2 separate regions of the Homo sapiens genome follow, and region 2 is linked to region 1. Evidence: chromatin loops called from intact Hi-C (ENCODE). Cell type or tissue: dorsolateral prefrontal cortex. All regions are shown on one strand. Each heading gives the region's core, and the rest is flanking DNA. Links, peaks and the distances in the headings are about the cores only.

Region 1 (2,916 bases), core at 260-2,759:
AGTCAATTAATGTCAACCAAAGCAGAAGTCAATTCCCTCTTCTTTCTCTCTGGTCTTCAGAGAGCTGTTTGCTGTCTTGCAAAATCTCCTTTGCTTTCCCTGTTTAAGGCTGCCTTTGCTGTTTCCTTGAACTGGATTTCATCTTGATGCAAATTCAAAAGGAGCAAGAGGGTAATCTGCTTTTAGATAGTCCCAGGAGATGTTCTGCTGAAGGCTGGGCAGAGCAGCACATCAAGTCGGCTTGATGAGATGCATTAGTTCAGAGAAGTTGGAGAAGTACCAGAGTGGCTTGGATGCAGAAAAGCAAGTAAATGATCCAATCAAATTTTGCCTTCAGATTCATTCAAATCACCTGGATAGGAGTTACTGGGACAGAAAGCCTGGATGCAGGAGCTGTTTGCTGTGCAGAGTCTCTGGCCTTAAGTTGTCTGACTCTCTTAAAGTGGAAAAGTTGTACTCATAGATAATAATTTTTCCATTTGTGAAGCTGTCTTATACCCAGAAAGAAATTCAAATTGACTTTCAATAAGATTTACTCTTCTTTTGGGCCTGCTTGTCCACCCTTCCTTCTCCCTCCCCTCCCCTCCCCTCCCCTCCCCTCCCCTTCCCTCCCCTTCCCTCCCCTCCCCTCCCCTTCCCTCCCCTCCCCTCCCCTCCCCTTTCCTCGCCTTCCCTCCCCTTCCCTTCCCTTCCTTTCCTTTCCCTTCCTTCCTCTCTCCCTTCCTCCCTTCCTTCTTTATTTTGGCTTTGTGCAAAAAGATGTGAAACAAATTAAAGAAAGATATTAATAATAACCATGCCATTGCCCTTGACAGGAAAGAGGTCATCTTCCCCAATGTGACCACCATAGCTTTCATCCTGGGCAGGATCTCCCTACAGTGAGGAAGCCCCCTGATTTCACAGGTACATATCAGATAACACCTAAGGCTCTGATGTGGACAAACCACCAAGTCTGGGCTGGAAGACATTCCATCAAGTCATGCTCTGGGGCTCTTTAGCAAGTTTCAAGCTCTACTTTAGGGAAACTACAGGAACCAGGTGTCTGATGGGAAAAATCTTTGTGTGTGTGTGTGTGTGTTTGTGTGAGTGTGTAAGAAACTACAAAACGTCAGAGTTGGAAGGAACAAGAAAGAACAAGTGGCTCAACCATCTTATTATGCAGATAAGGAAACCTAGGCCTGGAAGAGTTAGATGATTTGCTCTAGCTCCTGAGAATTAGTTATAGGTACAGCTGGGATGAGAATCCAGAAAGGGGTGGAAAATGACAGTCATGAATATTCTTCCTTTCCCAAGTATAGTATTCAAATAGTGCCTCTTTGTGGTTAGTGGCAAAATGCTAAATATTTCTCTCTTTCCAGGGCCAGTACAAACAAGTGGTGTCCAAACCAGCTGCTCTAAGTGTGCTTCACTGTACTCGGTGTTATGAATAAGATGATGGCCCTGTTGGTATACTGTCAGCTGACAAAGCTTCTGGCAACTCAGGCATCATGCATCCTTAGTATTAGGCATTTGGTAGGAAGAGGGCTGAGCAGGGACTTGGGGACCCATTTGCCTGGTGGTTCAGGCTAACGAAGTGGAGTGCGGTTCTGACATGGCTGGTTTGACAGTCCAAAGAGATCGCCTGCTATTTATCAGTGATTGGCCCTGTGCCTGGGATTTGCATTGTATCATAATATATATTTATAAATGTATAATATAGAGAGTAAACAAAATATATAGATTAAATAAAGTATATAAAATCATATGTGAGAAATATTTTATATTTTTTAATTTTTGAGAGAGGATGCATACTTGAATTATCTAAATTAAATAAATATACGATATCACTTGACTGCAATTTATGTTTTTAAGAGGTTGAAGATTAAAGCCAACATGTATGAGACTCTCTGCTATAAGAGAACAAATCCCAGCTTAGCTCAGGGTCTAGTGTGTGCTATTTTTCCTCTTATGGCAATTGAGGTTCAGTAGCCAAGAGGGTGGGCTATTGTTCTCTAGAGAATCTGTATTTAAGTGGCAGGACCCCAGCCCTGAAGACTGGCAGGAGGATGACACAGCATCCCAGTTTCCTGCCAATGGGGGGTTCAATAATTGTCTCATCTTACAGGGGCATCAGTGATGGGGAATTGTCAAAACTAAGAAGAAGGCCTCAACCTGAAGCCTGTTGCTGGTGCTGTACCAGTGTGGTAGGTAGGGGTAGAAGGTGAGCAACCAGGAGTCCAGAGCATGCCAGGAACCCAGAGCTCCTTGGGAACACTGCATTATTTTGAGCTGTTCTGCAAAAGAGGGCCCCATAGGAGGCCAATATTGGAAGCCAGCAGCCATGGCTGAGCCTAGGTCCCAGGTCTGACAGGAGGGGCTTTAGTTTGCAGTCCATCTGAAAGAGGCAGGGGCATAGGCGAGAGCTGTGGAGGAACTGAGGCATCAGGAGTCCACATACATCTGGAAGCCCATAATCTCTACAGCTCCATGCAGATACATTGTTTTTGGCTTCACTTTCCCTGTAAGGAGATGAGCAGTGGGCTTTCCAGTGCATTTGAAATTCAGGAGATTGAACATTCCAAAGGATTCCAGTGCTGAAATGATGAGCAGGGGTGGCTCATCTACAAGAACACACTAAAAACAAATGATAGCTGTGCTCCAGGATGACAAAGACAGAGCTGGTGAAAAGCACTTATTTCTGCCTAGAGGCTGAGTTGTATATTCCAATATAATTTTATTCAGAAGAAACTATCAGTGGAGAAACTATCCCCCATGTTTTTAAAAGGCAGCAAATTTTACTGTCTTTAAAATAATCATCCTTGATAAGTGAAGAGTTGATAAATGAGCTCAATCTGCATATCACCTTGTAAGAGCAAAGCTGTGTATAATTACAAGATTGCTCTGGGGGCTGTTGCCTTACTCTGATGAGTGGAAAAG
Region 2 (2,916 bases), core at 117-2,616, 200 kb before region 1:
TTTATTCAGTTTTATGCCATATTTGAACTGAGGACAATTAAACTCTGGGGCTGTGGCCACCATGTTTGATCATATAAACATTAAGCAGATGCTAGAGTGAGGACACAAAAGTGGAACAGTGCAAGGAGAGAGTCGAGAAACCATGTGGCGCTGGAGGATGGGGGTGAGGCAGGCAGTAAGGGCTGGTTTCTTAACTGCTTTTTAGTTCCTGACTCCAGATACACAAGCAGCCCAGCCCCTGCATAATTCCTGTCCTTTGGTTCTATGAGGCACTTCAGGATTCTTTCTGATAAATTCCTGTTTTTGCTCAAGTTAAAGAGAGTTTCTGATACTTGTCACTCAAAGACCTTCAACTTGGGTGTTCTGGAAATGACTTTCTTGAATTATTCACTCCAAACATTCCCACCATGGGCTAGGTAGAGGAAATATCCTGTGCCAGCCATGACCACAGCTGTGCACGCCCTCAGCTGCACACATCCCTGGGTGAATGTGTCCCAAGCCTCCCCAAGTATACCCATCTCGAGGCTCCTCCCTAGCCAGCCGCAGACTGTATTCCTCAGCTGTGCCCCACCTCCCTTTTTCCCTCATCCTGAAGCTCCCCATGAAGAGGGCAGCCTCCAGCCTGATACTTGGATACTTTATCCTCCAGACACTCAGCAGTCATTACCTTGTGCTGCTGCATGCCTATTTCCTTTTTCTTTTGTAGTCACTGGGTTGCTCATTGTTTGCTAATGACTAGTTGGCAGGCGGAGAGAAGTGGCAGCCAGCCTGGCCTTCAGACTGGAAAGAAGCATGTTTTCTAGAGAGTGAAAACATTACTTGGTAAGAAGCATGTTCCAGCACTGAATATTTTTCTTTCAAAGTCCTGCTGGGCTCCTTCTGTCTCCAAATGCCTGCGCTTTCCTTTGTCACTTCCTTCCACCTCCTTCCCAGATGGAGACTGGCAGGGCCACCTTATTTGGGGATAGGGCTCCTCAAAGGCAGATGTAGGTTCCAGGGTAGACTCTAATATGATCTCGGGAAAGCAAAATAATTAGGGTGGTTACATTCATAAGAAAATAATAGGCTTGCATTTGGAAACCTTTGATACCCTTTCTGATTTTTCTAGAGAAAGCCAGTAATTAGCAAGGAATATAGGCTTTCTCTGACATCTACTCAAAAACAAATCTCCTAAGCCTTTAGAATGAACTTACCCTTGTCTTGGATTGAATGTTTGTTCCAGAGAGGGACGGGACTCTTGATACCGTTTCTTATCACCTTTCTGCTTAGCTGGGGAATGGTCCACTCACTTAATTCCTCCAGAGCTCCTAAAAGCTGGGCAGCTGGGACTGGCCCTCTGAGGCCAGACCTTGTCCTGTCCCGAGGGGGAATAATGTTGCAAACTTTGACAATAATGCCGATTATTCATTTATCACTCACTATATACCAAGCAGTCTTTAAAAACTTGGTCAAAATGCCGCTCAGGTCTGCATAGTTATCTAAATGCTTCTCAGCCAGAAGAGGGCGTTGCATTCCTGATTTTTTTTTTTTTTTCCTTTTAAACTAAATAGAAAGCTCTAGGAGAACAAATGACTTTTAGATCCACGCTGTTTTCTATGCATAAATAACAACGCGACAACAAAAAGTTCATCTGTTGAAGACAAGTATTCAAAAGGAATATTAGTAAATGCAAACCAGGCAGCTGGTATAGAACACGGCTCAGGGTACGAGGGTCCAGTGGCTTTTGGTGATCATATTTCTTATGCTGCTTGCACAGGTTCGAAATGAAGTGACAAAAAAAAAAAAAAAAAAAAAAATCCAGCAAGGGCCTCTTGCTAGCGAGGAGCAGTGGGTAATATATTTGTTTGTACTATGGGTTTGCAGTTCTACTAGAAGGAACACTTGACATTTTGATGAGTGCCTCCAGGGAGAAAAGGTAGTAACTTCAGAACTTAGTTTTAATTATACTAAGGAGATTACATTATTCAAAAGCATCCCACTGGTAAGGTGCAACATTTCCTGAAACAGTTTAGTGGAAAATGCCACATTAATCAGTTCAAAATTTCACTCAGAAGGCTTAATGATGGGAAAAGTTTAAAGTACCGTGGCACAATAATGCAGAAGGAAAGAAAAAAAAGAATGTTCACTTTGAGGAAAAGGCTGAAATAGTTGTGAGTCCCTCTTGCGTCTTTCCCCATTAAAAACTGGCTGGCTGTGCTAGCAACCAAGTAGGGATCAACATGCGGGACTCCACCATTCCTGAAATACAAGGACCCCGGAAGGGCAACCCACACAAGGTGAGAAAGGAAGTACATTATGTTCGGCCCAGCTGTTCTCATCTGCCCAGCAGTTTACTTCTGTGCTACTCTTAATTGGTCCAGGTTGGTAATGTATAGCTGCTCTTTCCCTCCTCATCCAGACAGACAGAAGAGGTTTGTAAATGTATAGTATTTGACACTAAAGGGAGATGGGCAAAATGCAAATCCTGAGCAGCCTGCCTTCTTCCCATTCTTTCCCCTAACTCATATTTTAATTACCATTTTCAGCCTGCAAAAAACTTGAACGAGAATCTGGCTTGAAAGTCAGAAAGGTTTGTACTTAACAGATAGGCTCTCACCTGAAAGGTGGCCAGCACACGTGGGCATATTGAAATGCTGAAAGACTGAGTGAGGATGGAGGTGGAAATTCAATCCAGATCTTAATGTTGGTAAATATACGAATCAGCCTTATGGCTAGCCAAAATACAGAAACAAACAACTGAAAAACAACGAATCAAAACCCATTGTCTTTGTGGGGCAGTAGTCCAGCAACTCTTTGCAAACAACTGTAGAGCCATAGCGGCCTCATGGCTGAAGCCAGTATGGAGCACTGGTTAGGGGACAGAAACCATCTCTGTGTGCATGTTTGTTACAATTTTTTTGATCCAAATGTCAGTTT

What was found. Hi-C counts contacts between places; a loop is a spot of excess contacts. Peaks named below come from ENCODE experiments on the same cell type or tissue, not always from the same donor. Only the 100,000 strongest peaks of a DNase experiment are listed, where the experiment ranks them.
Region 2: it touches region 1 in a loop (7-fold over the local background); 11 of 110 quality-filtered maps call a loop at or near these places.

What each region holds. Positions count from the first base shown.
Region 1 is chr5:61,940,279-61,943,194 of GRCh38, reverse strand. No RefSeq gene overlaps it. Among named protein-coding and RNA genes, the nearest start is that of LINC03123, 210 kb to the right of the region's middle. In dorsolateral prefrontal cortex, for the core only: a CTCF peak has its summit at 1,325; no DNase peak of the experiment used is centred there.
Region 2 is chr5:62,142,409-62,145,324 of GRCh38, reverse strand. No RefSeq gene overlaps it. Among named protein-coding and RNA genes, the nearest start is that of KIF2A, 160 kb to the left of the region's middle. In dorsolateral prefrontal cortex, for the core only: a CTCF peak has its summit at 1,527 (motif pointing right); a DNase peak (open chromatin) is centred at 764; H3K4me3 peaks cover 1,186 bases; H3K27ac peaks cover 717 bases.